2 separate regions of the Homo sapiens genome follow, and region 2 is linked to region 1. A link is a loop called in an ENCODE intact Hi-C map of the cell type or tissue named here. Cell type or tissue: PC-9. All regions are shown on one strand. Links, peaks and the distances in the headings refer to the core of each region. The heading gives the core; the rest is flanking DNA. Region 1 has its middle 41 kb from the start of ZNF326. Region 2 overlaps LRRC8D (leucine rich repeat containing 8 VRAC subunit D).

The links. A loop is a pair of places that touch in the nucleus more often than their neighbours do. Peaks named below come from ENCODE experiments on the same cell type or tissue, not always from the same donor. Only the 100,000 strongest peaks of a DNase experiment are listed, where the experiment ranks them.
Region 2: it touches region 1 in a loop (7-fold over the local background); 3 of 110 quality-filtered maps call a loop at or near these places.

What each region holds. Positions count from the first base shown.
Region 1 is chr1:89,951,211-89,956,597 of GRCh38, reverse strand. No RefSeq gene overlaps it. Among named protein-coding and RNA genes, the nearest start is that of ZNF326, 41 kb to the left of the region's middle. In PC-9, for the core only: no CTCF peak of the experiment used is centred there; DNase peaks (open chromatin) are centred at 1,117, 2,027, 2,437, 3,177 and 3 weaker places; H3K4me3 peaks cover 1,966 bases; H3K27ac peaks cover 4,937 bases.
Region 2 is chr1:89,863,448-89,868,834 of GRCh38, reverse strand. All of the region lies in intron 2 of LRRC8D (leucine rich repeat containing 8 VRAC subunit D), which reads right to left. Among named protein-coding and RNA genes, the nearest start is that of LRRC8D-DT, 44 kb to the right of the region's middle. In PC-9, for the core only: no CTCF peak of the experiment used is centred there; a DNase peak (open chromatin) is centred at 2,634; H3K4me3 peaks cover 1,130 bases; H3K27ac peaks cover 4,155 bases.

The DNA of each region.
Region 1 (5,387 bases), core at 154-5,153:
ACTATGTTGCTGAGGCTGGTCTCAAACTCCTGGGCTCAAGCAATCCTCCTGCCTCAGCTTACCAAATAGCTGGGGCTACAGGTGCATACTGTTGTGCCTGGCTCATTTTTTTTTTTTAGTTTTTGTAGAGACGGGGTCTCACTATGTTGACCAGTCTTTGTTTCTCAGTCTTTTCTTCAATCCAATTGAATTAAATTGAATTATCTCTTCATGGTTGTCTTCCTCAGTAGATTATGAGATCTTTAAGGTCAGAGACCAAAAACAATTAATTTGCATAGAACTTGACATAGAGTCTGCCACCTACCAGCCTGACCAGTGTGGTGAAACCCCGTCTCTACCAAAAATACAAAAATTAGCCGGGCATGGTGGCACCTGCCTGTAATCCCAGCTACTCAGGAGGCTGAGGCAGGAGAATCACTTGAACCCGGGAGGCAGAGTTTGCAGTGAGCAGAGATCTTGCCACTGTACTACAGCCTGGGCGACAGAGTGAGACTCTGTCTCAAGAAGAAAAAAAAAAAGAAAAGAGTCTGCCACCTAAAGGCATTTAATTAGCATTTGTGAAAGAAATAGTAGTCCAGTTGGTAATTTCCCCACTGCTTGCAAGACCTCACAAAAGGCCTTGTAATAAAAACAATTAAATCTCATGTGACCCAGGTGTGTCAGGAATGCCTTCCTATTCTGCTATGTGGATGAGTTTTGCTAGTTTTCAAGGTTTAGTCAAGGCAAAGGAGATAGCTTGTCTCCTACGATTAGCGAGTCATCTGCTAGCCTGTGGAGGGACAAACAGGTACGATACTCCTTCGTCACTCATCACAATGGTCATGGCAGACACTTCTATAACAAAAGACAAGTTAGCAAGAGAAAAGCATGACAAATTTATTTAACAAAGTTTTAAATGACATGGGAGACTTCAGAAATGAAGAACCAAAGACCCAGGAAAAGCTGGGTATTCTTATGCTTAGGTTTGCTGACAAATGGACAGTCACGTAGAAATGAGATTGGACAACAAGGGTATGCTGCAATAATGGTAATCAACTGAGGGGAATGCAGCAAGGCCTGTCTGTTCTGCTTCTTCTTGGCCCCCTATGTAGCTCTGGGTATAGCACAAGACACTTGTCACATGAAGGTCTTCAGGGAAGAGGGGAGAATGTCAGAGAGTGACATTTCTAGGTTTTATGGCCTGCTTCAGGGGAGAGGAGTTAGAATTTCTATGACCCATCTTGAGGAAGACTTATTCTGGTTTTATGAGTTGCTTCAGGGGAGAAAGAGAGTCTGGAGATAGGAGGGTGGGAGAAGGTCGGAAATATGTTGCTTCTGAGGCCCTTGCAATCTCCTTCAGTTCAAAGTACTCAGCATGCCAAAGCACCACACTTTAGGGCACTGTGTTTTGAGCCCCAACACCAGTAAACTCCTCCTTATCTTAGTTATGGGGGGGAGTCTGGCCTGTAACCCTCTCGGACCCATCTCTGCTAGGGACCACCAACTGATCAGGATATTTGTTTCTCAAACACATATGCATCCATTTCCGCAAGCTCAAACACCCTCTGGACACTAATCTTTTCCAAAAAAATGTAGATAAGCATTGCAAAATCATTCGGAAGAGGAGGACCAACAGTTATAACCCTCTCTGAGTAACCTGCTCCCTACGACCATATGAGGAAAGGAGGTGAGCAGACGGGACAAGGACTCACAATTTAGACCTTTACAAGATATCCCAAATGGCTGTTACCTTGCTCTCTGTCTCCTCAGGTTTCTGCTGTCCTCCTCTTCGATCTTCCCTCTGAGATTCCTTTTCTAATGATCCCATCCCTTTGCCTCAGAAATCAGTCCCATTCTCAAAAAGAGAAAGTGGTCCCAGTTGCTGCTGTCTCTTCTTATGAAGTGCAAAGATGAATGCCTTGGGCTTCTGCTGAGTGTTAAAGGCAGATTCCCTTGGCTTATCCTTCTGCTGACTCTAAAGTGGGAGGAATGTGGCTACCCCTGTAGTGGAACTTCTTGAAATGCTTTTCCCCCTTGGGCAGTGAGGGCTGATGGCTGAGGCCAATTTCCTCCTGAAATACCTAAGGACAAATATTTCCCCATAATCAGTATTGCTCATCTTTCAAAGACAATGGGGGTCAGTAACACAGGAGCAAAGTATTTTTCAGGCTTTTTAAATTTTTGGAGCTGAAATATCACTATGTTGCCCAGAACGGCCTCCAACTCCTGGGCTCAAGTGATTCTCCTGCCTCAGCCTCCTGAGTAGCTGGGATGACAGGCATGTACTCTAGCCCCATGCCTGGGTTTTTTTTTTTTTTCCCAGCATATTAATATGTTCTTCACTTCACCCTATTATATCATTGTGGTAAAGGAGTTTCTGTTGTCTTCCTGGCCCTTTTCAGTTCAAAAGTCTGTCAGTTGAGAATGTTTGTTTACTTCCTACCACAGAGTTTTTTTTATCCTAAAAGCTCTCCCTAGATGGAGTGGGGGTGGGGAGGATCTCCCTTATCCTGCCAAGCAAACTAAATAGAAACTTGAAAGTTTACATATAACTGGAGTGGGGTGGCTCAGATGCCTGTAAACCCAGCACTTTGGGAGGCTGAGATGAGAGGATTGCTTGAAGCCAGGAGTTCAAAACCAGCCTATGCAACATAGCGAGACCCTGTTTTTTCCAAAAAAGACAGAAAGAAAGAAATTAGCTAGGTGTGGTGGCACACACCTGTAGTCCCAGCTCCTCAGGAGGCTAAGGCAGGTGGATCGCTTGAGTCCAGGAGTTCAAGGTTACAGTGAGCTATGATCATGCCACTGTACTCCAGCTTGGGTGACAGAACAAGATCCTGTCTTTCTCTAAAATAAAAATAAAATAAAGTAAAATAAAAACAATAAATAATTTTTAAAAAATTTTAAAGAAGTTTGCATACAGAATTAGCAAGATAATTATAAAGGCTATGTTTATGGATTTGTAATTGCCTAACAGGTTCTTACCCACTGCACAGGTAAATGCAATTCACTGAGACAGTATTATTGCAGTAAAGAGTTTAATTAACACAAGGCCAGCCAAGCAGAACTGAAGTTATTACTCAAATCAGTCTCCCCAGCAACTCAGAGGCCAGGGTTTTTATGGATAATTTGGTGGGTAGGGAGCAAGGGAAGGGGTGCTGCTCATAGGTTAGGAATGAAATCACAGGGGTGTGGAAAACAATTACGTGCACTGAGTCAGCCTCTGGGTGGGGCCACAGGACTGGCTGAAGCCTGAGCCTCAGGTCTGGGTGAGGTCAATCAGTTGCCAGAATGTAAAAATCTGAAAAGTATCTCAAAAGACCAATTTTAGGTTCTACATTAGTGATGTTATCTACATGAGCAACTGGGGAAGTCACAAATCTTGTGACCACATGACTCTGACCACATGACTCCTGAGCAGTAAGGATTATATAAAATATGCCTGTAGTTTAGCAGAATTCAGGCCCCTCCCATAATCTTAATCTTGTGGTCTCTCAGTCTTACAAAGGTGGTTTCAGTCTGTTAATAAAGAGATTACTTTTAGAAAAGGACTATTATCATCTTGCTTTAAAGTTAAACTATAGGCTGGGAGTGGTGGCTCATGCCTGTAATCTCAAGCACTTTGGGAGGCCGAGATGGGAGTATGGCTTGAGACCAGCAGTTTGAGACCAGCCTGGTCAACATAGCAAGACCTCATCCCTATTTAGTTAAAAAAAAAAAAAAAAAGGTAAACTATGACTATATGACTAAATTCCTCCCATGGTTAGCTTGGTCTATGCCCAGCAATGAGGAAAGACAGCCAGGCTGTGAGGCTAGAAGCAAGATGGAGTCAGCCATGCTAGACTGGTCTCGCTATCATAATCTCTGCAAAGGTGGTTTCAGATTCAGGGCCTTGCTCTACAAAATGTCCTTAAAAATATGATGCCTTCAATTTCAGAGGAAATAGTGAGATTTCTAAACAACATGTGACTTTTTGCCTAGGAGCTAAAAGCTTTCAACTCCTCTTCTTCCATCACGCTATCTGCAAGATGAAAGGAACCAATCTACGATTTCTAGCAGATTCTTGGAATTTGTAATTCAACTAATGCCTACCAAATATCTGCCATGTGCAGTACTGGGTGGTGAAAATGCAATTTTGTATCATTTAGGCATAATTCTCATGGTATCTACAACCTTGCTTTGAGCAATAACATACTAGGACAAAGGTTAACACAAATAATATTATTTCTTTTGCCATGTCAACCTAACAGCAAAAGAAGAAAACATTTCTCCAAAATGACTTATCCGAAAGACCCTAAGCCTTACTGGAGATTCTCAAGGAATAAGTCACTGTGGTTCAGAAGTTAATGGAAAAGCATTCCAAATTCCTTCTGTTCTTTCCTTCAATAGTGACTTCACTTAACCTTGATAGTGACAAAGAGACTTCGTCAAGGAAAAACAACTGTGAAAGGAAAAAGGAATTTGAAGAGTAATTCAATCTTAACCATCCTTTCAACTGGAAATTTGAGCTTATAAACAGTGCCAGAAAAATGTGTTAGAGACATAGCTGGAAAAAAAATGTAACTTTTTCTTAAACTCCTGCAAATGACAGAATTAGTCATAGGAATCAAAAAGGGAACAATCTCTGAGGGAGAAACACTGCTATTTCACTAGTGGGTCTTCAGAAATACCCTAACTTTCCACTCATCCCTGTTCTAAGAAATCATCTACCTCCACTGGAAAATTCCAGGCATAGGCAAAATAGTCTATTTAACTTGCATTATAATGTAAAACATCATTTGCCAGAGTAGTTACATCGCTTATCCAGATATTCTTTTCTTACCTAACACATTATTACCAAAAATATTCTAAAGTCTTAGATGCATTTGCCCTTCTCTCTTCATTTTAACGTCAGATTCTAAATGAAATTTGCATCAGCATACATACAAATGAATGTTTTAGAAGTTAAGTTATTCTTCATAATTTTCTATTTGTCTGAAATACAAGTTGTTATTTTTGTTGTTGCTGTTTTACCTCTCAGGAAATGGTGTCACCTGGTATGTGTTGATCAAAACATAAATCTAGTTGACATTCTTGATTTCTCTTTCTCACCTTCACTTGAACCTCCCAGGTTCCAGCGATTCTCCTGCCTCAGCCTCCCAAGTAGCTGGGACTACAGGCGCCTGCCATCATGCCCGGCTAATTTTTTTTGTATTTTTAGTAGAGATGGGGGGGTCTCACCATGTTGGCCAGGCTGGTCTCGAACTCCCAACCTTGTGATCCGCCCGCCTCAGCCTCCCAAAGTGCTGGGATTACAGGCGTGAGCCACCCTGCCTGGCCATATTTGCATTTTAAAAGAACATTGTATAATATACAGATAAGTGGTAAAATGTATGCTAATAATTAAAAAAATTTTTTTTTATTTAGAA
Region 2 (5,387 bases), core at 225-5,224, 88 kb after region 1:
GCAGACTAAAAGGAATAAGAAAGACATTTTTGTGTTCAGTGGTTGAGAGCACTGACCAGAAGCCTAGAATCCTCCGGTAGCCTCTTTAGAGCTGGTATGATACTGGGCAAATTACTTGGTCTTGCTGAACCTAAATTTCCTTTTCTGTAATACAGGAATAAGAGTAGGATCAACTTCATCGAGTTGCTATGTCAATTAAATGACACAATGTACACTGCTTAGCACGTGCCTGGCATATAGTTAGAACTCAACAATTAGCTCTTTATTATTGTAAAAAATTGATGTGCCTTATTTGGTGGGGGGTGGGGGAATATGCTGAGGTATATTTACATAAATAAACCTCATTCGTGTCATGGAATTCACATATACCTTTCATGCATGTGTTGAGGGAATCATGGGAGAGATCAGATGTAGTTTTGAAGAAATTTGCATAATCTGAAGGAGCCCAGTAGCTTTAAGAATTTAACCCAGGGACGGTTTGCGCAGCCTGTTTTTACTTATTATAATGTTTCCTGTGGGAATCATTAGCTTCTAATCCTTACATTTTATGATTCAAAATCTTGGTGTGTCAGCTGCATTCAAGGTTCTATCTTCTTCAAAACCCAGAATAAATATTTTGTGCCAGACACCAAACAAGGTACTAGAAAATGTATAGATGGCTTATGTATTTTCTCATCATTTGAAGGCCATTCTTTGGCTTGATTGTGCTAGTAATTGAGCATCTTGAAAGGGAATGGCTTACATTGGCCCATCTGCCTCTTTTTCTCTTTCCTCCTTTGCTTATCACAGATAACCCAGTTCAGGACTCCATTTAGTATGTTCCTGAAAATGAGACTGCTAAACCATTTCTACTTAAAACCTAACCTGCCAACAGTCAGTCCTTACAATGAGGGCAGCCATTTACTCTTTGTCTTTCAATCCTCATAATTTGGGTTACAATTAGTATCCTTGAAGAATTCTAAAAGGATGTTTCCTTTCTAAGTTATAACCCTGAGAATCTAGTAAAACATTATTTTAAGGAAAACATTTTAATTAAATGTCTTCACATGAAAAGATGTTCTACATCCTTAGTTATTAGAAAAATGCAAATCAAAAACGACATTGCTGGTGGGAATGCAAAATGGTGCAGCCACTTTGGAAAACAGCTTGGCAGTTCCTCACAATGTTAAAGAATAACCAGATGACTAGCCCTTCAATTCCACTCCTAGGCAGAATACACGCAAGAAAAATGAAAATATATCTCCACCTAAAAACGTGCATACAAATGTTCACAGCAGTATTATACACAACTGCCCAAATGTGGAAAACAACCCAATCTATGAGAATGGGTAAATAAAATGTGGAGTATATAGTTTCAGTTTTGTAAGATGAAAAAGTCCCAGAGATCTGTTTCAAAACAATGTGAATATACTTAACATTACAGAATGGTACACTTTAAAATCTGGCATATTTATACAATGGGATATGATCTGGCAATAAAAAGAAATGAAATACTGACACATGCTGCAGTGTAGCTGAACCTTAAAAATATGAGAGAAGCCAGTCAAAAAGTGACTACATAATTTATGAAAAAGTATATATTGTATTATTTCATTTATTCTAAATGTCCTTAATAGGCAAATCTACAGATTAATGTTGGTCAGGGGCTGGTGAGACTGAAAAGGATGGAGAATGATGTTAACTGGGGACAGAGTTTCTTTTCGGGTGATAAAATGCTCTAAAATTGATGTGGTAATGGTCACATGATTCTAAATGTACTACAAACACTGTTGGATTATACACTCTAAGTGGGCCAATTGTATGGTATATGAATTATATCTCAATAAAACAGTTAAAAAAATACACAAATACTAAGTGACTTGCTACCCTGATGATGTTTGGCTTAATAAAATACCTTCGACTTTGGGGTCGACATCACACCGATTTTTCCTTTTAATGTTAAGTGTAAGTATCTATCTGATTGATACACTTGAAATCCTCATGCCGCCCTTAACTCTCCTTGCTGCCCTGCTCTCTCTATTCCCTCCTCAACAGGTGTGTATTCTCCATGCTCCTGAGGGGATGGGCTGCAGGGTTACCTAGGTAACCAGAAATAGCCAGAGAGAGACCCCAACAGAGAGCCTATCGGGCCTTCGTGAGACCAGAAAACAAAGCTTGACATTCCTCTCACCAAGAAGGGGTTTTCTAAGATGTAGGGATAGGCTCAAAGGCTAAAGAAAAGTAGAGAACTAAAGGAATGGCCTAGAAACGCCAGAACACTTCCAGAAACACAATAATCTGGCTGTATTTTTGTACACAGTCTATGAATGCTGTAAGCAAGTGTTCTCAAACAGGGGTCTAAGGATCTCTAAAAAACTACCGACACATTCAAGAGTCTATGACTTCTCCAGAATAATCTTTCAATTTGTGTTTTCATCTTAATGTTAATCTAAAGGAAACTGATATAAATGCACACTGGACCATCCGAATGACCCCCTTAGCAATACCATGCCCAAGTGTGTATTTATAATTGCCACATCACCAAGCATTCCTCATCAGTGATCAGTACTCCTGGGGTGCTGATAAGCACACACGGCAATGATAAAATGTAATTTAAGACTGTCATTGAGCAAGACTTTAATTTCATGGCACCATAAAATGACAAACAGTGAAGGAATGTACTATAGTAACTGCTTCAGGCTGATGAGGAAAGGACAGAGGCAGACTTGATACATAATCTGCAGAAACACACCAAGGGAAGGTCAAATGACATGAAGGTATGTGCTACACATGCAGGTATTGTAGAGCAAAGGTTTTGTTTCAGCAATTCAAAAATTATAAAGAGGAGGCAATGATAACAAAAAGTTCTGTTCAAGTTGTTTTCAAAATAATCTGAATGAGTCATTTCTATAATCTATTGACTTCCTTCAACAGTCTGACACTTGGCTGCATGCTGAAAACCTTAAAAATTTTCCATATCTCTAAGAACTAAAATTTACAAACATATTCCTGTTCCTGATTCTGCCAATAGTTGAATTAGATATATATTTGGAGTTGATGTCAGTAATTCTGAAATGGTAACATCATCTTTGAATGAACAGGACATTTACAGCTCTAACAAAAAAGTTGTAAGTCATTAAAATCATTAAAATTGTAACTAAAGAACTATTCACTGGCAGATTTACGATCTGATAAGTTCTGATAGTCCTGAGCTAGCAAGCAAGGCTTTCGAGTTCATAATGTGCTTCTGAATAACTTATTTATGCAAATAAGTATTCTCTACATTACTACTATCAGTCAAAAGACTCATATGCCTTAAGTACATATTTGGACCCAATGGAACAACTTCATATTTTAAAAAATCAACATAAGTGATTTAGTGTTGGCAAAAAAGCATTCATCTTATTAATTTAAATTTCAAAGGTTTTAATATATTATTTGTATTTGCGATTTTAAAATGTTTAATAGTTTTATAAAAACTATAAGCACAGAAAGTATATATATATATATATATATATATATATAATTTCATGTTTATACATATTTAGTACAATTAAGCAAAGTAATCAACAAGAATGGTTTTTGAAAACTCCCTTTAAAGGAATGAAATTCATTCACAGGTTGTGTGCTAAGCACTACTACAAGTAATAATAAGGGAATGATCTGGACCACATTCATTCAAAAACACGGGAGATCCTACTGTGTGCTGGGTATTGGGATACAGTGGGAAACAAGATAGACATATTTATGCCCTTATGGGGCTTGAAATCTATTAGAAAAGGCAAATCAATGTAATAAGTGAAATGTTGGAGATGTAAAATGTTCTATGGAAACAGCAAGGGGACCTAATCCAGTTTAGGGGTTAGACAGCTTCTGGAAGGACATTAAAACCAAAAGAAGACACAGGAGTTACCCAAACAAAAGTGAAGGAGCAGAAGGGGAAAAAGTGTGCTAGACATCAGACATACCCTGTAGTCAAAGCTTATTGTCATGAAAACTTAGCCAATAAGAAGTACAGGAAGAAGTTTTTTGTGTCTGGAAGATGGTGAGGGGTCGGGGGTAGGTAAAGCTAGTACTCTAGACTAGAGATGGAGGCTGAGGTTTCCTGCGGCAAGGTCTTGATGTCTTAAGGACTCTGGCTTTTAACTCCTTATTAAGGAGTTCCAAGGATAATGAGAATTCACTGGAGGGTGTTAAGGAGGTCACTGACATAAGGTTCCAATGTATAGAGAGCACTGGAGTTCAGAGGCAGCTGCAGCAGTCCAGGCAAAACATGATGGAGGCCGCAACTGGAGCTGTGGACTGCAGCAGCCCACAGCACAGTTAAGAGATACCAGATAAAATTTAAGATAGAATTGAGAGGGCTTGGCACTTCATTGCATCTGGGAGTTAAATGAGAAGGATACATCATGGAAAGTGTTCAAATGGTAACTGGTGGATAGTGGTGTCTTTCATCAGATGAAGGAAGAATTACAACTCCTTGTAAACTGAGGACCACCTGCATTCAAAGATGGCTTTGTACAAGTTTGAAAAAGTGTTTTTGTTTTTCTTGCAATTTCTTACCTCTGCATCTATGTTGAACAGTTTTTTCAAAACAAAAAAACAAAAATGCTACTGACTTGCATAATCACTCACACCCAGAGGCGGCAATATTCAAAACAAGTCTATGTTCTTTTTGGAAAGTCTTGGTTCAAAGACAAAAAACAGAACAGACCAATCTTTTGATCCTCACTATTGACATGGTGCCTCAATGCAAACCCAAGTACTGGTTAAGACCTTTCTTTGATGGGACAATGGGGCAAGAGCTCAACATAGCAGGCATTTAGTTTTAAGAGGTTCCAGCTCTGCACTTTATGCCATAACAACACGGATTTAAATATCAAAAGAACCAGACTCAAGTTCAAGTGACCAATGCACCTGGCAGAATTTAACCCAGCATAAAACCTCTCCATGCAAATTCACAATTTTCTAAGAACAAACAACCCTGGGAAATTTTTCCCATGACCCACTCCCTCATGAACATTTTTAATATTTCAAAAGTACTTAAAAACCGGAACAAAGCAATTTTAAAATCTCAAAGGGTCAGAGCAACTGGAATTAGTTTAAGAATGCATGATACATGAAAGACCAAGGCTTTATAAACAGGGCATCTTCTTTCTTCACACCAAAGCACAAGAAAACAAAGGAAGAACTAAATAACACAGACCACAGAAAATATCACATGAAAGGAAATTCATGTCTGGCCTACCCTGCAACAGAAAAATCTCAAATAAACAGGCTTGGTTTCCATGAGCTCTCTGAAAGCTAGGAGGAAAAAAAAAAGAAGCATAATCATTTTCAGCATCTTGAAAGTGAGGGACATAAGTTTATTAATATTCCAGGTTATTAGGATCACTAAGGAGGCAAAA